Regions from separate parts of the Mus musculus genome. Here all the other regions are linked to region 4. Evidence: chromatin loops called from intact Hi-C (ENCODE). Cell type or tissue: heart. All regions are shown on one strand. Region 1 holds the start of Btf3 (basic transcription factor 3). Region 2 holds the start of Nsa2 (NSA2 ribosome biogenesis homolog). Region 3 holds the start of Hexb (hexosaminidase B). Region 4 holds the start of Utp15 (UTP15 small subunit processome component).

The links. Peaks named below come from ENCODE experiments on the same cell type or tissue, not always from the same donor. Only the 100,000 strongest peaks of a DNase experiment are listed, where the experiment ranks them.
Region 1: a loop joins it to region 4, with 4 times the contacts of the local background. A loop is called at or near these places in 16 of 42 quality-filtered maps.
Region 2: a loop joins it to region 4, with 5 times the contacts of the local background. A loop is called at or near these places in 5 of 42 quality-filtered maps.
Region 3: a loop joins it to region 4, with 2.4 times the contacts of the local background. A loop is called at or near these places in 4 of 42 quality-filtered maps.

What each region holds. Positions count from the first base shown.
Region 1 is chr13:98,310,785-98,318,784 of GRCm38, forward strand. It overlaps Btf3 (basic transcription factor 3), which reads right to left and starts at 6,183. Exons shown (of 6, transcript NM_145455.3): 1 at 5,841-6,183; 2 at 5,446-5,514; 3 at 2,855-2,968; 4 at 2,308-2,509; 5 at 197-253. The coding sequence starts at 5,966. Gm9828 (predicted gene 9828) reads left to right here and starts at 6,332. Exons shown (of 4, transcript NR_137279.1): 1 at 6,332-6,825. In heart, CTCF peaks have their summits at 6,247 and 6,450; a DNase peak (open chromatin) is centred at 6,217; H3K4me3 peaks cover 3,041 bases; H3K27ac peaks cover 1,772 bases.
Region 2 is chr13:97,134,857-97,142,856 of GRCm38, forward strand. It overlaps Nsa2 (NSA2 ribosome biogenesis homolog), which reads right to left and starts at 3,070. Exons shown (of 6, transcript NM_021552.5): 1 at 2,899-3,070; 2 at 665-852; 3 at 438-588. The coding sequence starts at 2,901. It overlaps Gfm2 (G elongation factor, mitochondrial 2), which reads left to right and starts at 3,081. Exons shown (of 21, transcript NM_177266.5): 1 at 3,081-3,203; 2 at 7,071-7,154. The coding sequence starts at 7,092. In heart, no CTCF peak of the experiment used is centred here; a DNase peak (open chromatin) is centred at 3,055; H3K4me3 peaks cover 2,049 bases; H3K27ac peaks cover 1,257 bases.
Region 3 is chr13:97,194,754-97,202,753 of GRCm38, forward strand. Hexb (hexosaminidase B) reads right to left here and starts at 3,604. Exons shown (of 14, transcript NM_010422.2): 1 at 3,273-3,604. The coding sequence starts at 3,508. In heart, a CTCF peak has its summit at 3,460; DNase peaks (open chromatin) are centred at 2,107 and 3,628; H3K4me3 peaks cover 1,268 bases; H3K27ac peaks cover 876 bases.
Region 4 is chr13:98,258,865-98,266,864 of GRCm38, forward strand. It overlaps Utp15 (UTP15 small subunit processome component), which reads right to left and starts at 4,128. Exons shown (of 13, transcript NM_178918.3): 1 at 4,011-4,128; 2 at 1,935-2,106; 3 at 510-602; 4 at 241-425. The coding sequence starts at 2,024. It overlaps Ankra2 (ankyrin repeat, family A (RFXANK-like), 2), which reads left to right and starts at 4,212. Exons shown (of 8, transcript NM_001271388.1): 1 at 4,212-4,612; 2 at 7,287-7,668. The coding sequence starts at 7,383. In heart, no CTCF peak of the experiment used is centred here; a DNase peak (open chromatin) is centred at 4,217; H3K4me3 peaks cover 2,662 bases; H3K27ac peaks cover 1,905 bases.

The DNA of each region.
Region 1 (8,000 bases), 52 kb after region 4:
TTACATTTTTAGAACATCAAATCTCAAGATATTTCAATTTCTCCATGCTTTTTCATAATCCACTATGTTTCAAGGTAGCTTCAGTTCCTAAGTGAGGTTCCTGTCCTGTGTCCTCACATTCACCAGTTCTAACTTATAACTACCACCCTGGAATGTTTTCTGTCGGTTCATCTCTCTCCCTTGAAGTGATTCTTACCTGGAACTTCATCATCATCATCCTCTCCAGTAGCAAGGGGTGCTTTTCCATCCACAGCTGTGAAATGGAAATAACCAACGCATTTCTTTAGATCAATAAATGTCCACCAAAAGAACACATGAAATACAATGCACAACTTACACTCATGTCAAGTGACATCTGAGGTCTCACCTATAGCACCAGCAAGGAGACCTTTTTGATGGGCACAAACCATCCTCTGGGTACAGAGAACAGTGAGAGTAGGGAACGCTCAGGATAAAACCACACACCAAACTGCGGGAGGTTTTGGGAGGCAAATGAAGAGGCCAGCCATTTTCCTAAATATATTTACTGAAATAAAGCATTAAAAAATTAAGCTAAACGCGGTGACTCACCTATCAATCATAGAACTTTGAATGCAAAGACAAGACTATGGTAAACTCTAGGACAGCCAGGGCTATATAGGGAGACCTATCTCAAACAGCCAGGAAGGAAGAACACACACAAAAGCCAACTTTAAAGTCTCTCTCAACTGTACTGCTCCTTCTCCTCCCCCGACCCAGGGCCTCGAATACACAAACAAGAACCACACTGAGCCTTACCACCCGGCCTATTTTTACTTAAACAAACCACCAAGAGTTGACAGTCTAATTTGCCCAGGCTTTCAACACATAAAAGTTCTTCAACTTGTATGTAACGCTCCTACTTCAGCCTCCCCAGTGGCCATCATACCTTGAGCACTTTCACTAAACAGAAAGAAGCAAGCTCTGAGAACACACAGCTCTAACCCGCACAGACATCAGGGGAAATTTCAAAACCCTATTTAAGCTCTCAAAGTCCAAGATGGCCTAGAACATCTTGATGCCCCTCCCTTAATAAAAGCATAAAATGAGTCAGCGTCTGACGATAGCCGAGGAAAACAAGCCACTGCAAACCTCTGTATTCCTAGTCAATTTTTTAAGCATCCAGCATAAGTTGTCATATCAGCTATGATGGCTAATCTTGATTAATCTGACACCCATGGGGAGAAGAAACCTCAAATGAGAAATTGCCTGTCAGATCAGCCTGGTAGCATGTGTGTGCTTTGGGTGAGGGTGGGCACATTTCTTTATTGCTAACTGATGTAGGAGGAACTTGCCCACTGTAGGCCAGTGCTGTTCCTGGGCAAGCTGGACTGGGATAAGAAGGCCCTAAACACATACATACAAGTAACATTTATACACTCCACCATGCAATAACAATTAATTGAGGGAGCATTAACTAACTTAAAGAGAGCAAAGAGGTATACATGGTGGGGTTTGGAGGGGGTGAAAAGGAGAAATGTAATTATAATCTCAGAAATAAAAGGCAGTTGATTGTGAGCTTGGGAGCATGCCAATAAGAAATGCTCTTTCATAGTTTCTGTCTTAAACTCCCGCCTTGGCTTTCCTTAATGATGGACTGTAAAATGCAGTGAAATAAAAATAAGCCCTCCTCCTCAAGCTGCTTTTGGTTATGGTGCTCATTACAACAAAAACCAAACCAAAACACAGCTTGTCCAACACATAAGTCAACTAAACTAAATCCCTATAAGGTGAAACACTGAAATACCGGCAGCTATCATCTGTATCAACAATAATGGAGTATGTTTTAAAACAGTTAAGAGTCTAAAAAGCCACCAAACACAAAGACTGTAAATAAGGAGATGGAATGCTAGTTTTATTCTTTTTCTGAGGCTGCATGTCTATAGCTCAGGTTGGTCTTGAACCCAGTAATTTTCCTCGTCCAGTCTCTCAAAGTACGTGTGTAAGTCACCTTGCCCAGCTTGATCAGCACCTAAATTTTAAGTAGCAGCAAAACCCAAAATTGACAGTTTTTTCATTTCTAACTAATAAAAGGTTTAGTTTGTTTTAAACCTAGTAAGCTAGTAGAAAACAAACACCCACTAAATCAAGTATAAACTAGACTAAATCACAGATAAACTAGACACATCATTATAAACAAAACACACATAAGCAGTTAAACGTCTACAATTCTTTAGATATATAAGTTGGCCTTCTACATGTAAAGACATTCTTACCAATTCTGAACCTGAGATCACACAAATAGCTTGCTAAGTAACCAGCAAGTACAGTGACTCTAAGGATACTCACATTGTTTGGGCAGAGCTTCAGCCAGTCTCCTTAAACTAGTCAGGCTGTCTGCACCAAGCTGGTTGAGGATGCTGGGAAGCATTTCTGTCAGCTGCTTTGTCTCAGCGTGGCCTGTAATGGTGAAGGTGTTTGCTGCCAGGGATGCCTGAACTTTAGGGTTGTTAAAATGGATCACTGTTCCTTGGTTTGTAAACATGTTCACCTATAAAGAAAATAATTGTTGTAAGTAACGAATACCAAAGATTCCTTTAAAATTAATGTTTTTATTAAACAAAAACTGGATTCTGGCTACGTGGTGCAGTTCTTTCCTCCCCTCTGAAGCACGGATGACAACTTCCCTGGAATGTATAAAGGAACAGCTTTCTGGCTTCACAATATCCTTGATCATTTGTTTAGTTAATAGGGCAGGAACACCTCCCAAGACATTCAAACATCTAAACATCTAATGGGGCATGGGGCATGAACTACAATGCTAACAGCAGAGCCACGACAATTACTTAATACATGACCATTAAACTTTGCAGTCACACCACGTTTTGGCACGTACCTCTTCAATACCAGAGATGTTGTTCACCCCTAACTTCTTTAAGGAGAACTGCAGTTTCTTATCGTCTGCTGTGGCCGTTCTGTGAACCACCTTCTTCTTCCTACGAGCAGTTCCCTATGGGAGCAAGAGGGGAAACGACACATTGACACAGCAGCAGATCTTCTCCAATTCTTTTCAGACCTTTGCTTCCGTATAAGACAGTTAATCAGATGTAACAAGGTGGCACACTCTGATGGATCTCTGAATATGAAGTCAGCCTGGCTAACCTTACTGAGTTCTAGGCAAACCAGAGCAAAACAACTGAGACCTGGTTTCAAGTAAAAACAAATACATAATAAAGACTAACGGTAGTTATCAAACCCACAAACTAAGAAGTTCAAAAGACAGGCTAAGATGGAAGTAAGGAATGACATAGGAATTCTTCATAAGCACCAGTTTGCCACGTGCAAAAAAGTCTTTCACAAGCCCTGACATTTTAAGTCTTTTTAGGCCATGTTTCAACCTAAGCTAAGCCTCATCTTTACCTCTTGTTTTCAAAGAAAAATCAATAGCTTAATATTCACAGATGAGACAGTATACAAACAACTCATGAATCTGTATACAAATATCTATTATAGCCAAGAGTAGAAAGTTCTTAACCCACAGAGCTCTCGTAAGTCAACTAGACCTTTCTCAACTCTCTCCCTCTTCCCTGCATTGCTCACCCCCCTCCCCAGCAAATTTCTTCTCCCCTCGAAAAGGGCTCTTCTCAATCACTCAACAAAAGGACTTCACAAACATCTCCATTTTTTCTAGATTTTATTGTTAGTCATATTTTAAAATCCTATCAAGTCATCGTCCAATCTGTCTTTCCTCAACTCTGCACTAAATGCATGACATGCTATGTTACTTCCAACTTTATGTAGACTATAAACAAACTTTTACAACAATAAGAACCAGGAAAATTTTAGATTATAAAATACAGACTACCACTTATAGATCTCACACATTTCACAAATGTAGAACTTAAAAGATTGTCAGTTTTTCCATTAGACACTGAAAAGGGTCTTGAATAATATTCACCTAACAGCATGTGAATCTTACACTACTTTTCTCTAAGGCTACATTCACTCATTCTATAAGTAAAGTTTCTTAAAAGGTACAGAAAAAATGTTCCCATATTATAACTGGAAACATTGTCTTAGCTTAACAAAGACTAGATACAAAGTATCCCTATGAGACTGACTTGGAAGGCTTTCATTTTCCATGTATTGATGATGCTAAAACATAAAACCCAGTAATTAAAGAGGAACAACCTTGCACACAAGCACATCACTCCAGAAACTAAAAAGAAAGAAAACAAGCCCAGCTTTTTCCTAGCACCTGAAGGCTTCTGCCTTAAAATTAAAAGGTCGAGAAGCATCTAAGGTTAATGTCCTGAGTGCAAACTGAAGACTACAATTGCCAGCAAAGGCAAACAGGATGCTTACTGCTGGTGCCAACTCTCCTAACTTATGTTATGTTACGTTCCACATTTCCTTATCTCTCAGAAGACTACTGAAGATTTACCTTCAGTAAAAGTTAAAGTTAGAACAATTTAATAGGTAATAAACTTGTACTATGGAAGCTCCACAGGTTTCTCGGAGACTCCATGCTTCAACCTGTTAAACACCAGGAATGTGCTAACTCGATACTTGAAACTAAGGAGCTCTTCATCTGGAGTGGACCCAGCACCAACACCAAGTTCAATTCTTTCAGAGCAGAATCCACTTGGAGAAACCAACCTGCCAACACATTTGCATTCTCTCACTGTAGCATAATTACAAAGGTTGAGGAACAAAAGACATGTGCTAAGGTAGGATTTCCCAACCTAACACTGTTCACGAATTTAAATAGGAAGGTATCCTCAAATACCCTAAAAAAGACAATTAGTCTGTTGAGCATTTAGTTCAGAAAGCAATGCAGAAGAGCAGAAGATCTTCATAATAATAATAATAATAATAAAATTACCTAATCATTAAGTAGAACAGGAAAAGCCAATACTTTCAGTTAACTTACTTTTAAAAAAAATGGGGTGGGAATGCAGTTTGGGAGTTGAGAGGTCCTCTAGCATGTACCAAAACATGTGTTGGATCTCAGGACAACTCAAAGGTAACAAAATAACCACCCCCAACATTGTACAAGTCAAGGGTACACGGTACACAAAGATTTGGCAGAGAACATACTTTCCCCCCCATTCATAAAATCCAGTAACATTTGTTTATATGCGCCATAATCCTGAACCTCTTGCAAGCAAGGCACCGTTTTTAAGTGCTATTTTCTTCTCTACTCGATGACCGACCTCACCCCTACTATCTATCTATCTATCTATCTCCTCCTTGTCTCTTAGTATTGGTCTCATTTCCCTTGGATTTGCTAGCTTTGCGAAATGTCCCCTGCCAAGCAAAGTGACAAAAAAAACCCAAAAAACCAACCAACCAAACCAAAAACAACAACAACAACAACAAAAAAAACAAAAAACAAAAAACCCAACAACGTGAGAAATGCAAACGGAACTTTGGAAGAGAGAGAGGAGAGAAAAAGAAAGGAGGAAAAAAAAAAAAGAAACTTACTTTCCCACCAATGCGCACTTGTGCCTGCAGTTTGGCGAGTTTCTCCTGGTTCATGATTGTTTCTTTCATCTACAAAGAGAGAGGAAAAAAAAAAATCCTCAGCCAAGAACAAGAACGGCCGGGCCCCCCCTCCAGCATTCCACGCTCGTTATTTCCCGCTACACTCGCAGGAGAACGTCGTCCCCCTCGGGCTGAGGCCTGGATCCCCAATTCACCCCTCCAGGCTCGCCGGGGCGCACAGGGCCCCTCGCCCCTCCCCCGCCCGGCCCGGCCCGGCCTCGGGCTCAGCCCCACGGCGACCGAGCATCCCCCGCTCCCCGCCGCCCTGCCCGGCCTGGGCCGAGGCCTCGCCACGGCCTGCCCGGCCCGGCCACTCTCCGCAGGCCTCGCGGTACCTGAGACTCCCGTCCTCGGCTTCCGCCGAGAGGGAGAGAGGGCGTCGCTTCGGCCCCGGGCCAGCCGCCCCTGGCTCGCCCTCGCCCCCGAGAGTCCGCCTGGGTGGGAGCGCCCGTCCGTCGCATCGCTTTCCTCAGCTCCGTCCGTCCCCTCCCTGCCTCGCTCCTGCCGGGAAACGCCCGCCCCACCCCCAACTCCCGGTCTCCTCCCACGCCGGCGTCCACGGCCTTTTTTCTGTACCTTGTCGGAGTGGAAATGGCGCCGCGCGGGGAACTAAGGTTCACGCTCAGGGGGTCTCGGGCAGACCAGCTGAGAGAAGGCGCACACACGCGGGGACGCAAGATGGCAGCTAGAGGGAGGCCGGAAGTAACGCGACGCCACTTCCTCCAGAATTCAGGAAGCGGAGTTGGCGTCGCCGCGCATGCGCAGCCGGGGGCCGGTCCGCGGCTGTTTCTTTCCTTTCGTCCAGCGGCGGGCCGGGAGCAGCACCGGAGAGCTGGGACCCGCGGTCGCCGTCCGCGGTCCTGGGAAAGGCCGCGGATAGATCGGACAGTGAGGCTCCCTGTAGAGCTGTGGTTAAATCAGTCTGCCCTGTGGCCACCCCGTAGGGCGTCCAGCTTTGTCCAGTAGGCTGCAGTGTCTGCTCAATGCCGGGTGTAAATAAAAAACTATCGAAATCAGCCAGGCTAATGTTGCTTTCCAAAATTAAGTGACTTGGGTGATGTAGAAATCGCGACTCAGAATGTCTAGAAAGCATGTTCGGAATGCTTTCCAGATCTCCACCCTTCAGCAATTCGGTTTATTCAAGGTTGAAACAGGGTAACAAGATTTGTAACCTCTTAACCCTTCTACACCTCTACCATCGACTCCCTGATCTCGAATCGTCATGGATTCGACCATGAAGCATTCACGATGGAGCAAACTTTACCTTGAATTCTTCCAAGATGAATTTGAGCCTGCGTGCTTGGGGGTAAAAACGTGGCTGTGAGTTAAAGTTTGCCGAACTCCAGCACGAATTGTGGTTGTCGTTTTTTTGTTTTTTTGTTTTTGTTTTTTGTTGTTGTTGCATAATTTGATGGTTGTTTTAAAAAGTGTCTCGATAAGTAATCCTGGCTAGTCTGAAGCACACAGCTATTCTCCGGCCTCAGAGCCCCTCTGTCCAATGCTGGGATTATAGTCGTCTAGCACCATTCCCAGACAAATTTTAAGATAACCTTAGAAAATCCCTATATGAAGATTAAAAAACGAAAAAGAAAAAGAGGTTAAGTGAAAATTCTGTGTGCTTAAGCCTTTTTCCAATCTTAGCTACGAAATGTTTTTGAATATTCCAAAGAGAAAGTTGTGTTAGAATTTTTAGAGAATACAATTTATCCAGAAAAGTTGCCGAAATGAATACTCTAGCTAAAATCAATTTTTTTTCCCCTTGGAAACCTTTTTACACAAGAGTTTCTTGCAACAGCGATGAGTCATTTAAAAAATCGGGAGAGACAACTACGTTGCTATGTAGAAAATTGTAACAAGTTCTTTTTCTTGAAACAACAACAATGTTTCTTTTATCCGAACAAGTAAGTTTGTCTCAGAAAACCATGCTTGTTGTCTACCCTATGAAGTACCTAACCATTCTCCAAATAACTGAGATGAGGCAACAGAATTCAGTGCTACAGAAAATATATAAAACATGACTGTGTTACATATGATGGATAAAAGGTAAAACTAGTTCTTTTTGTTTTTGTTTTTTTTTTTTTTTTTTTTTTGTTGTTGTTTTTCCAGACAGGGTTTCTCTGTATAGCCCTGGCTGTCCTGGAACTCACTCTTTAGACCAGGCTGGCCTCGAACTCAGAAATCCCCCTGCCTCTGCCTCCCAAGTGCTGGGATTAAAGGCATGCACCACCACGCCCGGCTAACTAGTTCTTTTTAAAGAAATGTTTATCTGTAGAATATTTTACTCTTCATATTACACTGAAAGTATGTGAAACTTCCTAATCATGATATTTTCTGAATTTTTACATAAAACTCTACAATATGTAACTGATACCTGTCTCATCTTTTAGGCCTATATTCAAGAAATATGACTTAGTTTCTTTTCCCCTATTCTGTCATGGTATAGAAGACTTGTATGATTTTGAAAATCACCAAACTGTAAGGAAGACGATGTTTAT
Region 2 (8,000 bases), 1.1 Mb before region 4:
TTAAATTCTAAAATTCTTTCCACCAGGATACACCAACCTTGGCGATAAGACAGCAAGTTTCTATCAAACTAAATTTACAAAATTAGGCTGGAGATAGCTGCTAAGAGCACTTGCTGTTCTTTAGACCACTTGTGTTCAGGTCCCAACTCCCACACAGTAGCTCATTAGCAAATAATTTCAGTTCCAGGGGAACAGACATCCTCTTCTAGCCTTTGTTGGCACCGTGTGCTGTCATAAATACACATAGGCAAACACACATAAAAATAAGCAAGTCTTAAATCCTCATCAAAATAGAAATAAAAAGATTCACAAAAACATTCTAAGACTTTCAGTATCCCAATAATGGAACTAATAGTTGCCCTTAATGTTTCAAATTAAACTGGAGGCAAATCGTGACCCTCAAATTTAGATATTTCTCTCGTGAAAAAATTACTTACCGCCTTTTCTTTCCGTTTCTGCTTAATCATGTTAGAAAGGACTTTTGCTCTCGACTGGCCCTCTCTGTCCAGCAGATAGGCAGGGACTGCTCCCTGCGGCGTCTTCTCATCATCCTTCTGCTTGGTGTTTCTCTTCTCATGCATCTTAATACTACGAGAAAGCCCAGAGGTTCAGAATGTGCACAGTAATTATTACCCGAGTATGCTATGTAGATGGGCCCACTTACGTCTTTTTCATTTGTATTTTCTCGGCATGGCGCTGTTTATGGTAGAGCTTAGCCTTCAGGCCAATCATTTTTTTTGCCTTCTTTGAACGTTCATGGGCCTCCCGACCTTCTTTCTTTCTCTTTTTCTCATGGTAGTCCAAACGATATCCGTATCGTTTGCGGTGCAATTCAATATATTCATTTTGTGGCTGTAATAATTCAAGAAATGTTACTTTAATTTTTTCAAGTATTGACACGATTATTTTAAGATTTTTTTAAAGGATTTATTTATTTGTTTTATGTATGTGAATACACTGTAGCAGTACAGATGGTCGTGAGCCTTCAGGTGGTTGTTGGGAATTGAATTTTTAGGACCTCTACTTGCTCTGGGTCAGCCCCACTCGCTCAGTCCCTGCTCGCTCTGGCCCAAAGATTTATTCATTATTATACATAAGCATCAGAAGAAGGCATCAGATCTCATTACAGGTGGTCGTGAGCCACCATGCGGTTGCTGACATTTGAACTCAGGACCTTCAGAGGAGCAGTCAGTGCTCTTACCGCTGAGCCATCTTTCCAGCCCTATTCGAAGACTTTAATATGATGAAGTGAAATATATTTTTATCTTGGACAGTATTCATGTGCTTACACCTGCATGACTCTCAGGGAAAGCTACTATTTAATGAAGGTATTTATTCAAAATCTACTAAAAACATAAGATTACTACAGGATTTAATGCTTTTTTTTTTACTTTAGATAATAAGGTAAATTACTTTCAGGTCTTTTTAAATTAGAAAATGTTATTTTGCCGGGCAGTGGTGGCACACACCTTTAATCCCAGCACTTGGGAGGCAGAGGCAGGCGGATTTCTGAGTTGGAGGCCAGCCTGGTCTACAGAGTGAGTTCCAGGACAGCCAGGGCTACACAGAGAAACCCTGTCTCGAAAAACCAAAAAGAATGTTATTTTTCAATCGGACGTGGTGGCGCACGCCTTTAATCCCAGCACTCGGGAGGCAGAGGCAGGCGGATTTCTGAGTTCGAGGCCAGCCTGGTCTACAGAGTGAGTTCCAGGACAGCCAGAGCTAAAAGAGAAACCCTGTCTCGAAAAACCAAAAAAAAAAAAAAAAAAAAAGAATGTTATTTTTCTAAAACACAATTTACATAAAACAAGATTTGCCAATTTTAGTTGTGGGTGTGTAGTTGTAATTCCTGCCCAATCATAAATTTCTGTATCCATTATATTCAAGATGGCATATTGATTTTTCCACCCCAGAATGTTCCTTTGTGCTACTCTAAGGTCTTCTTTTCCCATCTTCAACCTTATATTTGTATGGTTTACTCTGCCCAGTGAGTAGAATCTACAGGACACACATCCTTTTGCATCTGGCTTTTTTTAACTAGAATATATCCATTTATGTCTACCAGCTCTTAAGTACTTTATAGCACTTGGCCATATCCCAGTGTGTGGATATAAACTCATTTCTTTATCCATTTACCATATGATGTATATCTGGACTGTTCATTTTTTTCCATTGGTGATTAGGAATAAAGTTGTAATAAATATAGATGAATTCAGACCTTTGCTTGGAAACTGTCTACTGCTGTGTTATCTTCCAAAGTTGGTGTATTATTTTGCATGTTGTCAGTACTATATGGGATCCCATTTGTGTTTTAAATTGTTTCATTGTTAACAATGAAACTGTAGTCAGCATCTAGTTAGATTTGAACCCTCAAAACCAACCAACCTAATAAACAAACAGGCACAAAACCCAGCTCAGAGATTAAAACTAGGTAACAAAACCCTTATGGGTGTTGTTTTCAACTGCTATCACATAAACTTTGCAGCAACTACAAAGAAGGTTTATGGCATTCCACTTTGAAGAGAAACATCCAGTATAATGAGAATGGCAGGTCTGGTAATTCATATATAAAGAGAATGTTTTGTTCCGCAACTCATTCGCTGTTTGGCTTTTTGCAAAGAATATAGTATACTGAGCATTAAAACGGTGTGATGCGACTATAAAGTTATTATCACAAGTCTCAACTGCATTCCATTAGGTTGGCACTGACGCCACGGTAGCAAGATCAGGACTTTTATAGTGAACTCTTGTCTCATCCCAAGATTTGTGTTCCGGGTCCAGAAGCTGCATCTCACGCCAAGGCATCTCAGTTCCGCCTACCACGGTCCTCTCTCCCCGACAGCCCAACCACGCTAACCCCAGGCCCTTCGTCGCCCGCGTCCGAGGAGGCCTCCTTACCATGATGACAGCCGCGGAGCACCGGTCCGCGACCTCCCGGGTCTCAAAAAACTCTTAATTTCTGGATGTCACTGGTCCACGAGCCTGCCTCGTTCAGCCCAGGACGGGAAAGGGTAGTCCTTTAAGAAGGCCGAGTGGAGCGCAAGCGCCGCACAGCAGTTCCGTGACGTCTTTCCGTTCCTAGGCAGATGGGCGGAAATTGACAGCAGGAGAATTTTAGCTGAGACGCCACCGGAACTGCTTAGAGGGCGGAAGGTGCTTATGGAGCTTTTGTAAGCTGGGAGATCCGCGGGTTCCTTCTGCGGGTATGAGGGTGTCTGAGGTGGTGGGATGTGGTACCGTGTTGCCGGTTCCTCTCTTACTCCCCGGCGGACACTAGCAGAACCAGCCAGGCGCCCTGTGCGTGCCGCGGTCTTGCTGGTCTGCCACTGCTGACCTCGTAGCTGCTACTGACAGCGGGTTCCAGACGAGCACTCCCCGGCCTCCGGGCCCCGTCTGCCGGGTCACGGACGTGTTGCTTCATCCATTATGGAGGGCGACTGATTTGTTAGTCTGTTTCTGTCTCTCCTGTTGCTAGCGGATGCACAATTGGTTGAGATATGTTATATGGAAAATAAAACTACTGGCCAGGCCAGGAAAGCAAAAGGTACTTGGTTTTTGTGGACGCCCAGGACTTTCCCCCTAAGCTCTTGAGAAATCCTGTGTAATTAAGGGCAGTTTTTACCTTTTAGAAATCTGTGTGGTTTTTCCACCTTATTATTATTATTTTTTTTTTAAGATTTATTTATTTATTATATGTAAGTACACTGTAGCTGTCTTCAGACACTCCAGAAGAGGGAGTCAGATATCGTGATCGGATGGTTGTGAGCCACCATGTGGTTGCTGGGATTTGAACTCCTGACCTTCGGAAGAGCAGTCGGGTGCTCTTACCCACTGAGCCATCTCACCAGCCCTTATTATTTTTTTTTTTAAATGTGTAGTGCGTACCTGGTGCCCTCCGAGGCCAGAACAGGGTGTTGAATCATAAAAGATGGTTGGGGGGGCTAGTGGTTGCTGGGAATTGAACCTGGTCCTCTAGAAGGGCAGCCAAACTTAACCTCTGAGCCATCTCGTCAGTCCCCAGTTTTATCCTTGTACTGTAGTCACAGAAGTTCACTAGCTCCAATTTGGAACTACCAAAATTGAAAAGTACATCTCAAGAAGCCCTAGCACTTGGAGTCAAGCTGTTGCTTTTTTTTTTTTTTTTAAACATCCCTTCCTTTTTTGATGTTTTCGAGATAGTGTTTCCCTGTGTAGAGCTGGCTGTCCTGGAACTTGCTTCGCAAACAAGACTGGCCTCAAACTCAACAAAGGTCCGCCTGCCTCTGCCTCCAGAGTGCTGAAATTAAAGATGTGCACCACAACCGCTGGGCTTCAAACTATCATTTAAGTCCCCATAGTATAATGTTTTTGTTTGTTTGTTTGTTTAAATCAGAGCTAGCGCTGATTAGCATTCGTGTATTTTCAGGTGCAGTAAATTACGCAATTTCTCAAGCTAGAGTATGCTCCCTCTTCCCACATTGACTCCCTTACCTACTTTAGTTTTTTTTTTAGTTTTAATTTCACAGTTTTAGTGAAGCCTCCCTTGACACCATAACTGCTCCATTTCCCTTCCTTTCTGCAACATCGATGACAGTAGGATGTTGTATATTTCAGCCCCTCCCCCTAGTAGCCCTTGAGTTGGCTAGAGTCTGTGTGAGCACAGTCGTTGTTGTTGTTCACTGCTTTAGTTCAAATACTCCAAAAGCAATTTTAGACACACTTTTTATTAAATATGTGGGTTTAATTCTCATTCAGACCTGTGCTGTCATAGATGAAAGACGGAAACTGAGATTTCTAGTGATGTATCCAAGATTTCAGAAGACCCGAGAGTCCAGCAGCAATCTTCTAGTAGTAAAACATAGATATATTTAAAGACTCATCCAGACAGGAAATAGATGTACTATAGGCGTTTGTCTCGATGGGTTTTCAGAGCACACGTATTTAATCAGCTTCCGGATTAAGAAATCCCTTTAGCTGAGTCTGATTCCTTCTCTCTCTCTCTTTTGTTTGTTTGTTTGTTTGTTTTTCGAGACAGGGTTTCTCTGTGTAGCCTTGGCTATCCTGGAACTCACTCTGTAGACCAGGCTTGCCTCAAACTCAGAAATCCGCCTGCCTCTGCCTCCCAAGTGCTGGGATTAAAGTCTCGCACTACCTGGCTTGATTCCTTCTCTTTTCCCAGCTGTCACTACAGTCACCCTCACACACACGGTATACATTCATAGGGACACATGTGCATAAAAAAGTTTTAAATCTTTTACAATTCCTTGTGCCTGAAATAAGCTTTGTAATAAAAATAAGATTAGCAGCTTGAGATCTTCCATTGAGCATAAAGAGGAGAAGCAAAAGTCGTAGTTAAAGGCTGTGTTAAGAACATTTTACCTAAGGCATACATCATACTTTTGCAGAAATGTTACATGTGATACAAATTCGAAATGAAGTGTGTTATTTCGGAGACATCAGTACATGATAAATATTGTATGTAGACAATACATTTGGGATACAATCTAGAAACATCATCTTTTAGGGAGGGAAGATAGAATTAGTACAACAGTAGGAACCTAATTTAAGGCCGTTTCCACTGGGTGCTGACAGATCCCCTTTTCTATGTTATGTCTCAGCAACATTGTTTTTCCTCAAGACAGGGTTTTTCTGTGTAGTCCTAACTATTCTGGAACTCACTCTGTAGGCCAGGTTGGCTTCCAACTCAGAAATCCGACTGCCTGTGCCTCCCAAGTGCTGGGATTAAAGGTGTGTGCCACCATGGCAGGCTGATTACAGTAACATCTTAAATTCTGCTTACATAGGAGTACATTTTATGACTGTTCTTATGTGTCACATCTTTTTTTAATGTATTAAACTATTAACATGACTAAGTGTATTTCATTTGTTTATTTGTTTGCTTGACTACCAGTGTGAAAACACATGCATTTGTGCATAGAAGTCAGAGGACAACTTATGACAGTTGGTTGTCTTCACCCTGTGTGTCCCAGGGATCAAGTCGAGATTGTCAAACTTGGCCGCAAGAGCCTTTACCTTTTAAGCCATCTTGGTGGCCTCAATCACGTAGTATGAAAATTCTGCATAACTGATTTAGCATTGCCTCCCGTGACCTAGGCAGATCATTTTCTCACACCTTTGACCTCGTACTTTACGTCCAGGGAAGACTTGGTAAATGTGGGTCTAAGGGCCTGCTGTGGTGCGGAGGTCAAACCCAGGCCCTTGACAGCGTAAGCAAAGGCTACCCCTCAGGCTTAGTAAGTGTTTGCAAAGTAAAGGCTTCTGTATTCACAGGCGCAGGCAGCTTGCTTTCATATAGCTTTTATGTATTTTATTTTCACATATTTATTGTTCAAAAATCAGAATAGATAAGTTTTGTTGTTGATGAGAAACTACCAAGTTTCGTGAGATATCTATCATACTTAATTCTAAATATTTACCTTAAGTATATTTCTGTGTAGTTTTTTTTTAATTTCAATAAATGTACTTTAATTATATCTTGAAGTTTTGTTTGGTTGGTTTGGTTTTTCTTTGAACTGAGTCTATGTATGTAGTCCAGGTGACCTAAAATTTGGCAACCCTCCACTCTCTGCTTCCCAAGTGCAGGGATTATAGGCATCTGCCAAACTCTCAGCCCTTCATATCTTTCTCTAAGAATTAAGATGCCTTTTTTAAAAAAGGGGGACAGTTTAAGCTTAAGTAAGAACTGTGCACTTCATTTAATACAGTTTTACTTTTTCTATTTTTTTGTTTTTTTGAGACAGGGTTTTTCTGTGTAGCCCTGGCTAAAGTTTTACTTTTTCATGATGCATTGTGGTTTTGGTAGGTAAAATTATTAAGTAAGTTACTTCCTTTTTGTGTGTGTGTGTGGGGGGGGGTGTTTTAAGATAGGGTTTCTCTGTATAGCCCTGGCTGTCCTGGAACTCACTCTGTAGACCAGGCTGGCCTCGAACTCAGAAATCAGCCTGCCTCTGCCTCCCAAGTGCTGGGATTAAAGGCGTGCACCACCGCTGCTCGGCAAATTCTATTTCTTATGTGTGCCTTACTGACTTACTTTTTTTTTTTTATTTTGTTTGTCTCTTTTTTTTTCACAGAGAACGTTTTAGAGGACCACGATGTTCACCAAATGGAGGATTTTTGCAGTGAATCATCAGAGAACGTTCAGTGTGCACCTTAATGTAAGTGTTTCTTACCAAAATGGCTGTATTTTGACTAGTTATTTATAACCAGAGACTTCGTATACAGCTCATCATTCCAAATTTGGTTTGCTCAGACTACCTTAATTTAATTGGAAATGCAACTTAAAAGATTTTCTTAGCAATAAAAAGAGCATCTGACAAAATGAAATGCTGTTCTCATGAGGTAATAAAAATGGTGTTTTGGAAGAGGCTGGAGTTTTTTCTCTCTTCCAAAAATGGCAGTACTTCATGCTCACCCTTACACTGCTAACTAAGAGTGTGCCTCTCTCTCTCTGTCTCTCTCTTTCTCTCTCTGTCTCTCTCTCTGTCTCTCTGTCTCTCTCTGTCTCTCTCTCTCTCATTCTGTGTGTGTGTGTGTGTGTGTGTGTGTGTCTATAGGTTGAAATACCCGTGAAGTAACGTTCTGTGCTGTTAAGTCAGGAGATAACATCATTCTCAAATAGTCGCGGTACAACTTTCTGTAGAGCTGTTGGAAGCCAATTTCTGAGGCAGGTTGACACTTGCCTCATGTCTCATGATAGCATCTTCCCTGTAAGCTTTATTCTAACACGAGATCTCTATGTATTTTGTTACCTATTACGTTGATTATGCATTGCAAATATGAGTCTTCAGGTGGAACGCTGCCTTGTGTCACTGGGCTGCTTCTCCCCCAGCAGGAACTCAGCAGGGAGCTTTGGAGAGCCTGTGACCCAGGCCATGCAGGCCTTGTCAGGAGGCTCTCAGGTCATTTTGCTAGTTTAAAATTACTTAAGCAGCATTTTGAGGAATGTGTATTTCCACTGAAAAAGTATATAGAGATTCTTGTTCTGTAGCGGAGGCTGGCCT
Region 3 (8,000 bases), 1.1 Mb before region 4:
GAAAGAAAGAAAGAAAGAAAGAAAGAAAGAAAGGAAAAAAAGAAAGAAAGAAAGAAAGAAAGAAAGAGAAAGAAAGAAAGAAAGAAAGAAAGAAAGAAAGAAAGAAAGAAAGCTTTAAAAATTAGGACTGGAAGCCGGGCATGGTAGCGCACGCCTTTAATCCCAGCACTCCGGAGGCAGAGGCAGGGGGATTTCTGAGTTCGAGGCCAGCCTGGTCTACAAAGTGAGTTCAGCCAGGGCTATACAGAGAAACCCTGTCTCGGGGGGGGGGGGGGGGGGGGGGAGGACTGGAGAGATAGCTCAGCGGTTAAGAGTACTGGCTGCTCTCGCAGAGGATCTGGGTTCAATTCCCAGCACCCACACAGGGATTCACAACCAATTATGATTGGCCTTAACAGGCATTGGACACAAATGGAATGTAGACACAACCGGTCAAAACATCCATACACATAAAGTCATTTTTGTTGTTGCTGTCTTTTGTTTGTCAAGACACGGTTCCCCTGTGCAGCCCTGCCCTGTAACTCATCTGGAGATAAATGTGGCTCTGAACTAAAAGATCCGCCTGCCTCCCAAGTGCTGGGATCAAAGGCACTTGCCACCACCGCCCAGCTATAAAAGAATATTTTTAAAAATTAAAAAAGTTTAAAAGGAGCTAGGGGTGTGGCTCGAATGGTAACAGCTTTGGCTTGCGTGTGCAGGGCCCCCCTGGTACTGGGCAGAACCTGGGGAGGGTAAGTGTCGGGGAGGAACCACTAATTAGTTTTTAAGATCTGAGGTCTGAGTTAGGTGCTAGCTAGCTAGCCTTCCTGGAACCAAAGAAATGAAGCTATCCTTTTAAAACAAGAGCTCCAGGTCAGGCGTGGTGGTCCACACCTTTAATCTCACCATAAGGAGACAGAAGCTGTTGTGAGTTGGAGGTCATCCTGGTCTACATGATGAGTTTGAGGCCAGCCAAGGGCTACACAATGACATCTGTCTCAAAAGCAAAACCCAAAACAGTGTCTACTATTCAGTAGTTTTTCCGAGGCTGAGGAAGTAGCCATATGTTCAACAGCCAAACTATCCCTGCAGAAAGCCGTGTTTGTGATGAGGCCTGGGCTCTTACTGATAGAAGCCGCTGAACTCTGAACAGCTTGTATGAATGTTCATTACCTGGGGTTCCCTGAATTCTCCTGCATTTCCAGAGACTTCCAACCCTACCATGCTTGCCAGAGTCACTCCTAGAATGCTCAGCCAAATGCATTCAACCAGCTTCAGTTGGTGGCGCACGCCTTTAATCCCAGCACTTGGGAGGCAGAGGCAGGTGGATTTCTGAGTTCAAGGCCAGCCTGGTCTACAGAGTGAGTTCCAGGACAGCCAGGGCTACACAGAGAAACCCTGTCTCGAAAAACAAACAAACAAACAGAAAAACCCAACCAGCTTCCAAACAACGCCAGGTGCGATTACTAGCTACTTCCCACACTGGCCACACATTAGTTGGACAAATCCTCCAGGTGACAATGACCAGGTCTTATTGTGAGATGGCAAGCCTGTTTTCAAACTACCTCCTAGCTGACTCAAGCCTTTGTCACTTTGTATCCATTAACAAGTAACTCGCCTGCTCAAGCAAGGCAAAAGGAAAATCCAGCCTGACCGCCAGCTCTAAATCAAGCAAGCCGCTTTTCAGACGTTATTCAGTCCAGTAGCTGGGCTACAATCCGGGATACCCCAATACTACCAGGCACTTTAGTTGTACATTTTTCGCTCTACCTGTGGGCCACAAAGCATTCCAGCCCATTAGCAATTCAACTCCAAAGGCTTTTTAGAGCAGGCCTCCAAAATAGGGTGACAGTACCCTCTTAGTTGTGCAAATTATAAGCAAAGCATTAGCCTTTCTGTGGCAGAGAACCCCCGCTGTTTCTGCTGCATCAGGGCCTCTTCCACTGAACCTTCCACAGCAAAGAGCCTAAAACACCCACCCTTAACTTTGTTTTGCATTCCCTGGTCAGCTGTTTGGTGTCCTGCAGGCAAAATCAAGTTATAGCTATATGCACCAGACACAGAGAAGAAGTGAAAGCAGGCGACACAGCTAGCACCAAATTACAGTTCCCAGGGGGCAGACCCTTCCGCCCAGGTCTCAAATCGAGAGGGCAGAGGGGGGATCCCATTCAAATACCGTCCCAAATACAATCTACCCTGCAACCAATAAGGTTAGCACAGCCCCTGTTCTTGGCAAGGGTGCCTACCTATGGCTGGCACTCTGTGCCCAGAGAATGCCCGGCTTGACAGTTAAGTGCTAAATGAGGCAAGGGTTTTTAGGAAACCTATTAGAGAGGAAGACAGAGCAACTACTGCCAAGTGTTGGGAAAACAAGAAGAAAAGCAGATGTTACTTAAGAGCCACTTGAAAGGCCATTTGGAAAGACTAACATTTGAATACCTAACATTATTAGGTATGGAACATAGCTCGGAAGGGGGAGGTCTCCTATAAAGTTTCAACTTAAGGTTTCCCCCATTCCCCTGACTACCACCCCAGAGCTCAGAGGTTTAGAACTCTTACTCTCTTACAGAGGACCCAGGTTCGGCTCTCAGCACCCGCATTAGGGGCTCACTCCAAAATTTCATGCCCTGGGCATCTGCAGGTATCTCCACACATGCGGTACACATAAATTCATGCAGTCATATACACTTAACGAAAAAAAAACTGAAGAGACTAAAGATATCTGAATTGTTGCCACATACGGAGCTGAAAGCGACACTGGGGATACCTAGGGCCCTTAAAAGATCCGTATCTAAGGATGCACTCAGAGGAGGTTCACTCTGCAGGCTAGGACCTTGTTCCCTCCCTATCTTTGGAGTCATCTCAACTGCCCATCTGAGGCCCAACAAACTGACTCCAGCAGAGTCACGGGTTCCATTGTTATTCTGTTTTGTTTTGGTTTTTGGAGACAGGGTTTCTCTGTATAGCCCTGGCTGTCCTGGAACTCACTCTGTAGACCAGGTTGGCCTCGAACTCAGAAATCCACCTGCCTCTGCCTCCCGAGTGCTGGGATTAAAGGCGTGCGCCACCACGCCCGGCCGTTGTTATTCGGAACCCATCCTAAGTAGGGTCCCTGAGCACCTAGGGCGCGAAAGAAGAAGCATGAACAGGTCAAGTCTTGGGCTTCAGTCTGCAAAGTTTGGACCTAAGTTAGACTGGCTAGTCATGCTGTCTTCCAGTCCTGTGAGACCCAAGTAGCCCGGCGATCCTTCTCTGTGCCCAAGGTCCCCTCCCCGCTGGGTGGGGCTGCTCACCGCCGAAACGCCTCCTGTAGCAGCGAGCAGGAAGGGCCCGCTGTGGAATTGGGACTGTGGTCGATGCTGAAGTCCTCCGCGGAGATGTACAACAGCCGCGGGAACATCTGCACCGAGCGCGGGAAGGGCCATAGCGCAGGTTGCAGTCGGGCCGGGGCCACTAGGGCCAGCGACACTAGCGACACCAGCGCCTGCAGCAGCAGCAGCCCGGGGGCGCTACGCGGGGACTGCGGCATGACTGCTCCGCGAGTCTGGCTAGGCAGTCTTTGGACCAACCTTCCAGTCTGGGTCGCTGGGAAGAAAGCATCCGTGCCCGGGTCACCAAGTCAGATGACCGAGCTCCCCGCCCGGGCTCCGCCTCCGAGAGGGGATTGGCCCGGAAATTGGGGGCAGGCTCGGTGCAGAGGCGGTCGCGCTCTAGCCGGGATGCTGGGGTGTGGCTCACGCCTGTCACGCCTGAGGAACTTGTTTGTGCAGCCCACTGACAGGCAAGACCTGTCTCTTCCTCCACTCTTCAGGTAGTGTTTTTGTCACTAAATCTGACGGTGGTGGACTCTGATTGATAAAACCTCCCGAGTCAGAATTCCCAGGAGTTGACTTTGGAAGTAATGGGAGGTTAAAATTTATGCATGGAAAAAAAAATAGATAGGGGGAGCATTTAAAACTTGGGATAGACGCGATGGACTACATAAATATTAAAGTGATACAAAGAGAATATTTCTGTAGTGGAGATTAATGTCGATGTATAGTTTTCCAAGGACCTTTATAACGATTAGCTAGGGCGAACGTGCATATGTGTAATCAGAGATTACAGTATGTCTAATCACAGGAAGGCAACTTAGTAAGTAAATAGATGCTAGAAGATTGCTGGAGAGATGGCTCAGCAGTTAAGAACTCTGTTCTCAAAAAGAACCGGGGGGGGGGGTCAATTTCCAGCACCCACTTGGTGGCTCACAACTGCCAATAACTCCAGTCCCAGGGAATACTTCACCCTTCTGGCCTCTGAGGTTACCAGGCACGCATGTGGTACACAGATGTACATACAGATAAAACACCCATACACATTGTGGGGGCTATTCCCGGTTGTCATCTTGTCTATATCTGGAATGAACTACAATCTAGAATTAGAGGGCTCACCTGTGATCCAGATCTTGAGGCTGGGAGACACAAGATTCTGACCTAGATCTTGACACAGAGATCTTGAGACATAGTGGCCATGAAAAGCTTAGGCCCAGGCTAGGTAGGACACACCTTTAATCCCAGGAGAATGAGGCAAGGAGAGCTTTGAGTTCAAGGTCAGCCTGGAACAAAGCAAGTCCCAGATCCAAGCCTGTTGGTATTTACCTTATAATCTGGGCCACACCTTCTGCTGAGGCCTACATAAGGACTTTGGAAGAAGGAGGATTCATTCTTCGCCTGCTTGCACTTAGTTGCCAACACATCTGTTAGAACCTACTTCTGCAGAAGACCAGCTGAAACAATGAGCCTCGTGGGCCTGAGCAGCTACTAGACTCTTGGACTTCCTATTCACAGCTGACCATTGTTGGGTTAGTTGGACTACAGGCTGTAAGTCATCACAGTAAATTCCCTTAATATTTGGAGACATTCTATAAGTTCTGTGACTCTAAAGAACCCTGACTAATACACACACAGGAAAAAAAAATTTTTTTAAAAAAAAAGAAGACTGCTAAGTAGTTCAAAAATTGGGTTGTATCCTACAAGAGCACAGAAATATAACCCGAATTATATCTAGTATAACCACCCCTAGATAAATAAAAGAAGGAATAATAATATTCCACTTATAATGAGGGCAACTTACACAGTAATTTGTGACAGGCCTCTGTATGTAGTATTTGGAGATAAACACATCTAGACACAATCGATATCACCAGACCCCTGTCTCTTCCCCTCTCTTAGAACTACCATCCAGGTTTCCTCTTCTAGCTTCATTTTCTACACTGGATGTTTACAAAGACTTTTCTGGCAGCTCTCTTTTGCACTGCTTGCTGTGCCTGTGTGGTTTGGGTTTGTCTGGATCCTCTTTTTTCCTTGTGTAAATGAGAACCTGCTTGATGTTTTGCTAGGGCATGCACTTGAGAGAGCACATGGTGTAAACAAGGGCTCAGGGCCAGCTCCTTACAGGAAAATGCATGTCTATCCTAATAAAATCCCAACCCCAGTCAAGAAGCTCAATGTCACAGCTTCTCCTTTAGGACAAAGCTAGTGAAGGCCCATAAGCAGCACGCAGCATGGAGAGGCGAGCAGGTGTGTGTAGGCTTGTATTTTTTTTTAAAGATTTATTTATTTATTATTATAGTAAGTACACTGTAGCTGTCTTCAGACACACCAGAAGAGGGAGTCAGATCTCGTTACGGATGGTTGTGAGCCACCATGTGGTTGCTGGGATTTGAACTCTGGACCTTCGGAAGAGCAGTCGGGTGCTCTTACCCACTGAGCCATCTCACCAGCCCGGCTTGTATTTTTGAAAACCTACTCTGTCTAATAAGTGTACTTAAAAAGCTTTAACCACCTCCCTTCTATCCTACCACCCACCAGAGTCAGTAGAAAGGAAAGATTAACAGGGCAAAGGAGGATGTGGACCTTTTTAGAAATAGTTATTTGGAGCGAATCCGATCTGTGTTGTCAGGATAGCAACAGTTCGGTTCACATGAATCCACAGCGGTAGCTCGATCCACTCGAAAACACCATCCACAAAACAGCAATGGCAGTTTGATCTGGAAGGAAGATGGGGAAGGAGAGGCTCTGCCAATTAGCTGGAGTCCTTGAAGCTGCAAGAAGCGTCTGGAACCCTCCCAGAAAGTTCGTTGGCGCATTTCTCTCCCAAATGGTGGTCAGTAAAAGGGCGTCAAGGAGAACCAATACCACACAGTGTTGTGATTCACTCTCTGTCGGGTTATACTCATACCCTTTCCAAACACCATGTGCTCTCTCAAGTGCATGCCCTAGCAAAACATCAAGCAGGTCCTCATTTACACAAGGAAAAAGAGGATCCAGGCAAACCCAAACCACACAGGCACAGCAAGCAGTGCAAAAGAGAGCTGCCAGAAAAGTCTTTGTAAAAGCTGTCATGGTGTTTGCTGAAAGTCAAGTTCTTCCATGAAAGCAAACCTCAGGATCGTATTACTCTTTCCATTTCCTGTATAAACGTGTCTATTCACAGTGTTGAAATTACCATAAGCGTGAGGATGTGTTACCTTTCCTGTCAGTTATCTATTGTATAAGTCTAAGACAAGGTCGTAATGAGATGATACATAGCACACAGCCTTCGTGAGTCAGGAATTCAAAAAATGCAGCTGAGCGACTCTGCCTTAGAACCTATCATGAGACACAACCACCTAATGCTCTCGCTCCCCTTTCCAAAACTGTATGTGTACCAGGTTAAGTGTGGCTATGCATTCCTTTAGTCCCAGGACTTGGGAGGCAAAGCCAGGCAATTCTCTCACTTTGAAGCCAGTTTGCTTTACATAGGGAGTTCTAGACCAGCCAGGGTTACATACAAAAAAAAAAGTTAATAAATATACAATTGTGTGTATGTGTGTATAAGTACAGATAAAGCAAACTTTCTTTTTCAGCTAAAAGTCTATGATCTACAAACAAGTTATTTGGCCTCTCCCCACGCCCCAAATAAAATGGCCGAATGGGCAGAGAATGACCAGTACGGACATTCTACTTCAAGAAGGAAATAGGAAAACACCAAGCTCTCTGTAGCAATTCTGAAAGCCCGGCCAAAGTTGGAGGATCCTTGACTAGGATTCCAATGCTGGGCATCCCTTTCTGAAGTTGCCATCTCTGGGCAATTCTGCCCGTGAATTGTTCCGATGTTAGTGACAGCTGTACCTGCTTTACCCCAGGTTTCTCAATCAATCTCCTCTCTACTGAACTCTGAGGCATCCAAGGACTCATTCGATTGTGTACCTGTACCTTTCGGTTGTAGCTGTTAGTCTTCAAACACCTTTAAATGCCTTTAAAAACTTTATGGAGGAGTGGAGCTGGAGCTGTCCCAAAAACCTCCTGGAGGACTAGCTAGCTACCATAGTACTGGAGGGTGCTAGGCAACCTGCCAGTCAAGGATAACAAAGTCCAACTCACCCGTGAACCACAGCAGCAACCATCTTGGCAAAATATACTCCAAGGTGCAATAATGACATTAGTATCTGAGGGATAACCCACAGCTGTCTAATTGGACTTAAGAGCCACGAGTTCTTTGTCCATGGCTTTAATAACACTGACAGCAACCACCTGTCTCAGATGGCAAACAGTGGAACAACCTAGAGATGGTCAGAGAAGCTCTCAACATGTGTGGGCCAAGGTGTATTAGTAGCACATCGTGTAGCATGTTGTCACTATGCCAAACAGAAACCAGCACGAATGCTATCACATCAGAGTTGTAGCCAGTTATGGGGGTTTTTTTCTTTGTTTTGTTTTAATGTAAATGGTGCTTGCTTACATTTCTTCTGGCTGTGAGGTGGCCCAGTGGAATGAATTTTGTCAATATTATCATTGATTTAATATCTGGTGTGACGCACAAGGACATGCTCACAGGCCTGCTATCACTGAAGATACCAGCTTCAGAATTGCCAGCACCAACAATCAGGACATCATGCGTAGCCCTAAAAGCATGTGTCTATGAGGATGCTGCTTTTAATAACGTCTCTGTCCTGGAACATTACTGATTATCACATAGTATTTGTGAGTCTCAAGTTTCCA
Region 4 (8,000 bases):
TTAGAACACTGAATTCATCTAGGGGGAGATATCACAAATCAAAACACACAATTTTAGCGAAGTCACAAGCTCTATGAACTGGATGGTAGAACTAGGGTTAAGTTCTTTGTGAACAACAAGAAATAAAAAGTACACATAGATAGAATCTTCACACAACTAATATGTGTTTATAAAAAGGATTCAGACAGAACTCTCAACAGAAAAACAACACACATCACAAAACCAAACAAAAACACTTACTTTGTGTGGCCTTCAAACTGCCTGAGGGGAGCCCTCCCATTTATATCAAAAAGTTGAACTACACCATCTTCACTGCCAGCAACGAGCAACTGACCATCCTGTCGAAAAGTCGCACAATATGCTGTGTCCTTAAAACGGGAAAAGGTTTTTACAGGCTCTTGAGAGTACCGGCCATAAATGTGGATCTGTAAGATAAAATCCAGGATTTCACTAGATGGCTCAACAGAAAATCCTGTAATGAGACCAAAGATATAAACCTTTGTACTTACTCTCGAAGAAGCTGTGACTGCATAGTTATATGGAAGCTGAGGAGAAAAGTCTACTTTGGACACTGCACCAAATTCCTTAATCTGAACAGGGGTCTTAATAAAAAAAAGAGAGAGAGAGTATTGGCCGAGTTAAAAAGGCAAACCATACGCCATTTCCTACAGAGCAGTTCCTTTAGTTCTTAGTAATAGTTAGTACACTGTAACTACATAGAAATATGAGGGAAAGAGAAAGAGAGAAGCAAAACTCAGCCTGATGACCCTCCCCTAGACGATCCCTGCTGACAATACAGAAAATGCGCAATTGGAAAGCCAAAGCTGCTGACTGTACTCTGAATCCCAACAAGAAAAAGAGCTAAGCCTACACCAGCATCATTTACCTATGACTAAGTTAATAAAAGATGATCAGACCATGTAAACAGGTCTACACCATTTTTACAGCTACTAACCCACTTTATTGCTACATACAAGCAATACATTTACCATCCATTTTTATAAAGATATATTATAATTTAACTGAGCCAATTCACATCTAATGGGCTTATTTTTCAAGAATTTCAATATTACATCTAATAATTCAACAAACACTCCTATATGTCTTAGCAAATACTTGAGAAAGTATGTTTTGTTTCAAGCTATGAGTACAAAGCCAAAAGCAATATGTTTTTTAAAAAAACGTTGTCAATTACTGTCATTTCCCTCTCTCAACTTTTTTCATTTATGCCACCATACCAGAACAAACTGTCATCTAAACTGTTATCTTATTTGGTTTTATGTTATGCTCTTTGTTAAAATTTCATGTGTGTATCTGCTTGTCTAAACGTGCACTGGTGTGAAATGCCTGCTGAGGCCAAAAAAGGTACTGGATCCTCCGGAACTGGAGTTAAAGTAACCAAGGATGACCCTGCACTTATCATTCTGCCTCCCTCCCAAGTGTGTGTGTGTGCGGGGGTGGGGGGGATCACAGGCATACACCACTAGACAGGTTTGTGCAAGGCTGGAGACTGAACTCAGCGCCTCATGCAACCAGACAAGCACTCACCAACTGAGCTACATCCGTTTGAACTGGTGACTGACGCTCAGTCTCTTCTTAGGTTTTTATTGTCTGATTAAGTATCATTTTCCACAAACTTCCTAATCCCAAATTTTTTCTACCTTCTAGGTTTTCAATATATATTTAAAAGAGTCACTGCAAGCATCATTAGGAGGTACAGAGAAGCTAATTTCAGAGTAGAAAAGACAAGAAAATCCTCTTGCATATAAGATTTAAGTTTTATAGTTTCATTTGCCATTATATACATGTTCTGTGTTAAGCAGCTGCATGGTCAAAATAATTAAGTGGTATGGACTTTGACAGCTGGAGACACTGACATAAATGGGTAAGAATTGTTCAAATGCCCTCGTCCCTCATTTCCTCTCATACTTTACCTTATAGTTGTTCCAGTACAGAGTGTCTTGGGTGATCTTCTCACCAAGTACAGGATATGTTTGAATCGCTACAGGTTTATAGCCGGCCATGGTTTCATATAAGTGCGCTGTTATCCTAGGGTCAGGAGTCTGGAACTAATTTCACAATAACTTCAGTGACTCTGCCTCAGGCCTGGAAAAAGAACAAATTTTAAAGCACAGATTGTTTATAAGCTTTCCTATGCAAGGATGATTTTCATTCTACTTTCTTTCAAAAGGCTGTGTGGAACTTTATAGACTAATGACCAATAAACCATCTCATTGAAATCATGGAAGAGACACTTGAAGCATAGAGATCTGGGGTACCATACTGGCCCATCTATATACATATATACATTTACATACACACACACACACACACACACACATATATAATATATACATACACACACATATATATATAATACATACATACACACACACACACACACACACACACACACACACACATATATGCTGCATATGTATGTCCTTAAACCTCCCAGAGCAGGCGGCAATGCTTGAGAGTAAATAAGACTTAGCCTTCCAGTAGTTGAAACCAGAAAAGCATGCAGGGCTGGAACATTCACTTTCTTGTCAAAGGAAAGAATACAGAACTAGAAACACAACAGACTGACCTGACTTCCTAAAAGACAAAAGAAGCAAGGAAAACAAAGTTAATCTTTAAGTGTAGAGGCTTAAGATGAAATTAGAGATAATGTGCTGGCATCAGACATAAAATTAAACGTGAAAGGTTCAAACTGTAGGAAAGAAAACCTAAACAGAGGAAACTTAAAAGTGACAGAAGAAGAAAAAAAGAAGGAGAAGAAGAATCTAAGTTCTTAACACGAGAAGCATTCAACTGAAGACAGTCGGGAGTATCAGATGGACGATTATATCGACGATACTCTCTGTCCACTCTGAAAAGCCTGCACAGCCGACATCAGCAGCACCAAAGCAATCAGTTTAACTTATTCTAATTGCTATTTTGATGAAGCAGAGCAAACCAAGGTTCATTCACTTCACACTCACTTTTGCTTTAACATACCAGGAATGCCCTTTCACTACGTACTTCCTATTTAAGGTCAGCACAGGAAGTCATTCTGTCCCTCAGAAATCCCTCTCTGCCTTCCAACAGGTGTTCTCAAACACTATCAAGGGCCAGATGGTAAATATTTTAGGTCTGGCCAACCAACCGACAAAGCAGAAGATATTCTATAGTTAATGACATGGCAAGAAATTTTTTCACTAGTACTCACAAACGCATTTGTTGTTGTTGAAAGGAAATACAATTCTTTGAGGTCAAGGCCTATTTCATTTAGTTTCAAGCCAAATCACTGTACATAAGACAGTATGTTTATCTGCAAAAACCATTATTGGCTCACTAGATAAAAACAGGCACCGGAATAGATCTGTCCCAGGAATAGTACCTCCTAAGTCTATTTTTCAAGAAATGAAAGGTTTTCGAGGAAAGAAGTGAGAAGTAGCGCTGGCTTGCTAAGTTACACAAATGAAGAACAGCATTGGCGGGGACGTGCAAGGGAAGACAGAACAAGCAATGAGATGCTATGAAAACGAATGTTAGGAAAATCACTGGACCAAGTCAGGACCTAAGAAACTGGGATTCACGGAATAACAGGCATTACGACACAAGGTGTGATCAAATAAACCCTGAAGGGTACTGAGAACATGTAAGAGGGAGATGTTTAATTCTACCTGGACATAATGTCATTTCAGCGGGGTCTCTAAGCATAATGTGGCACGATGGGCACAAAAGAAGCAGAGCGGAGGTGCAGAGAGGGACGAATACCCAGCCATCCTCAAATCACTAAAACAGAATTCTGTCCTTGGCCTTGGAGAAGAGATTGCTCCAGGGACTGACAGAGGTGGCTAGGAGAGCGACTACAGAGGAGCAAAGCCTGGGTCAAAATTAAATCGCGGAGGCAGATAAGTTCAGTGATCTCCGGGGGAAGCCCCAGAACAGACGTCCAGGATGTCAGAGATCACAGTGAGGACTGAGCAGAGCCTGGGCCGCCACCGGGAGCCGCCATCGCCTACCTCCGCGGGGCCCCGAGGGTCCACCGAGGCACCGATCCCCAGGACGACTCCCCAGACTTCGCCAGCTCCCTACAGCATACCGCTCTGCAGCACTCGCTCAAAATCACGCGGACAGTCCAGGAGCCGGAAACGCGGAGGCGCAGAGGCGCGTCGCGGGAAGATGACGTGCAGCGCAGGCGCAGAAGGTTTACGACCCAAAGAACTACAAGAAAGCGCCCTGGTGGGCGGGGCCCTGGGCGGGGCCCCGGGCCGCTCTCCAATGACCCGGAACTGAGGCGATCCATGGTTCTCCGAGAGGATGGGCTACGGGGCGCTAGGGAAACAAGAAGCGATCCCTGGGAGTCGTCTCGCCTTCACCGAACGCTCTGGGCTTTTTCCAGAGGAGATAAAAGATAGGAAGTGACGTCTGGGCCCGAAGCAGGCCCGGGGCTCGGGACCGATCTGGCTAGGCCAGGCCAGAGCCGCTCTCCCGCTGAGCTCAGGGCGCGTGTACCACCCGCCTGACCGGCCCCTGTCCCCGGATCCGCTCGCCGCGTCGGAGCGGGAGCGGGTGTCACCCCGCGGCCGTAGAGCGGGAACGCCCGCCCGGACACCTGTCGCCCGTGAGACGCCTTTCGTTTTTTATAGCACCTTTGCCCCCACTGTAGGACAATTTCAAGAATTAGGAAGAACCCGAAGCCTCTGTGATTAGCTTCCATTGGGGACTGTGCCCCCTGCTTGCATTATACTCTCCCTTCCCAGGCGTCTGGCTGGCGAGCCTACCCACCCTTTCTTTCTTAACTCTTTCTCACCATCTCTGTCATTTCGTTTTTTCCCTCCCTTGTGCTTCAAGTCTTGGCGAATCAACAGTCTTTGCTTATCTCTGTAATCCAGTCTAGATAACCGTTCCCTTTTCCTTTCCTGTTCTCTGGTCAAAGACTGGTAATTCCGTCTATTGAAACCTATTGTTCTATAGGGGTCCGCAAAGAGGTGACTATTTTAACCCCATTTTAGGAAGGATTGAGTCTCGGGAAACTCGTGATTTGCATGTCTAGCACATCGAATTAGTTGGTGTTGAAAATAAATTATCAGACCCAATTAGAAAATATGGGAAAGAAACTGTAAAAAAAAAAATTGTCCAAATTAAGATCAGAAAATATGAGGCACTAGGTAGGTTTTGTGTGCGGTGGCTCCTAAGAGTGATCTTAAACCAGGTGAGGGAGGTGGTACACACCTTTAATCCCAGCACTCCGGAGTCAGAGTCGAGGCTACAAAATAAGTAAGACCTCGTGTCAAAAGAAAAAAGATCTCCATCTGGCAGTTTTTTCCCCCTTTAATGGGAGCTTGAAAGGAAGTTTTCAAGAGAATAGCACTGGACATCCCCTGGGAGAACTGGGGAGGAGAGGGGGTGGAGTTGCGGCTCAACCCACACGTGCCTAGAAGAAATTGTTCTTTCCTTAGAAACAGTTCCCATTGAGTGCTATAAACTAACTTTCTGTTCCTGTGGCCTTCTGACAAAATGTAGCAACTTTGTTATGTGATACTTTGTGTGACTGTAGTGTCTTCATGTCTCTCCTGGAAGTTTTGTATTCTTGTATTGCTGCTTACTTACTGACCTCAGTGATGGAGTTGATAGAGCAACATATGTTTCTCCGGATTCAGGAGCTTTCTTTTTCCACTGAGATGAATGTTACTCACCCATTCTACTCAGAAGGCCGTGATAAGGACCAGTGGTTTTTAAAAAGAAGTTTTTGAGATAAAGTCTCTCTATTAAGTAGCTCTAACTGTCCTAGAACTTACTGTGTAGACCAGGCTGACCTCAAACTCCCAGAGATGTGCCTGCCTCTGCCTTCCAAGTGCAGAGCTTAAAGGTGTGTGCCCCTCACACCTGGCTTGTGTAATGTTTCTTGTGTGTATGTTTTCAGGGCATGACTACTTAGTATTGCATGACCAGTTGCTGGGCTCCTTTCTGGGGAGGACTATTTCTCCTGCTCTCTAGTGCTCCACCATACTCAACAGGATCAGTCTTTTGAAATGGTTTTAAAGTGCTGCAGTGGTCATACATTACTGATTCGTTTCTCTCCTAATTCCAGGCAGTTCTGATCATCACACACTCAGTTCCCTTTCAAGGTGTCCAAAGGGGCAATATGCTGTCAAAACAAAAATTCACTGGATCTTCAGTTCTTCCTTTTTCAAGTGACTGTGTATTTGGGACTGTCACATATCCTGTGACACCAATCCATAATCTACATATTTCTCATCAAAACTTACAACAAGTTGCTTATGCTTTCTCTGAACAAACACTGATAAATATACTTTTAATTCTTAACAAAATACATTTTGTAGGGCCAGGGAGGTGCCTCAGTGGGTAAAGCCACTTGCTGCCCAGCCTGATGACTTGAGTTCAGTTCCTGAGACACACATAATAGATGGGAAACCCCAGATCCTGAAATGTATCCTCCTCTACATGCATGCTGTGGCCCATGTGTGCCCATATACATGCGAACAAAATAGATAAGTGTAATAGCTCATTTTTAAAACAAGTCTGTAAAGTGCTTCACTGTCTGAATCATGGGTATGATAGAAAACAGTGCTGGTCAACCTGGCTACAAGTTGGTTATACCTCAGCTCAAATTGAGAAGACTTACAGAAATGGCATTTAAAAAAATAAATCTCACCGTGCAATGGTGAGATTCACTTTTAAAACAAAAAAAATTAATCTCAAATAATGGCCTACTGTCTTAGCATAAAAGTTTATTTTCTTTGGTAGCCTGATCTTTAAATATTTGGCACTAGTCAACTATAGAAGGGGAGAAACTAACTGAAATGTGTTTTGACAGTGTTGGAGGTGTGCTGTGTTCCCTGCATCCTTTCCCAGGACCCTGTACATAAGCGGCAGCATCCTTTTTGTCTGTTTTTTGGTTTTTGAGACAGGGTTTCTCTGTGTAGCCCTGGCTGTCCTGGAACTCACTCTGTAGACCAGGCTGGCCTCGAACTCAGAAATCCGCCTGCCTCTGCCTCCCGAGTGCTGGGATTAAAGGCGTGCACCACCACACCCGGTGTGCATCCCTTTTTACACAGGACACTCTGTCAGGCTCCGCAACTTGTACACACCACACAGCTAATAAGCAAATGGCAAAGCCTTGGTTCACAGGCAGATCCCCTACCCCTGAATATCCTGTGCATCCTGTTAGGAGGCTTACAAGAGCAGTGTTTGGGTGTGGAGTTAAAATGATTGTGTATGTACATTTATATAAGTTACATACTACCATAAATTTTCTAATTTTTTACTTTCAGATATTTTAATATCCCAATTCCAGGAAAATACTGGATAACACCTTTGAGAAAAAAAAAAACAAGAAATCATGAAGAAGTGTTTTAATTATTAAAGCCATGGCTACATCTGCAAATCTGGACATTGGGGCCCAGCTGATCGTGGAAGAGTGTCCCAGCAGCTATATCTCTGGGATGCCAGACATCAAGCTAGAGCACCAGCTAGACCCAAACCCAGATGAAGGAGCAGCCCAGGGCGTCGCCATGGGGATGAAATTCATATTGCCAAACCGATTTGATATGAACGTGTGTTCTCGATTCGTGAAGTCCTTAAATGAAGAGGATAGTAAAAATATTCAAGATCAAGTTAACTCTGACCTGGAGGTGGCATCTGTCTTATTTAAAGGTTGAAAGTTATGGTACAACTCCCTACATTCACTTTCATTTGGCTGACTCCATTCTGTTTTCTTTGAATCAGGAGATTCAGAGTTGAGGAAAAGCTTGAAAGTCATCTTTTAAAGGGATTTTCTAGAGTCTCACAGACACCCATATTAAATTTCTGTTGGTTTTTTAAAATATCCCTTGTCTAAGCCAGGTGTAGTAACACATACCTTTAGTTAGTCCCAGCACTTGAGAGGCAGAGGCAGTGAGTTCAAGGCTAGCCTAATCGGCTTAGTGAGTTCCAGACCATGCAGGGATTCATAGTGAAACCCTATCTATCTATCTATCTATCTATCT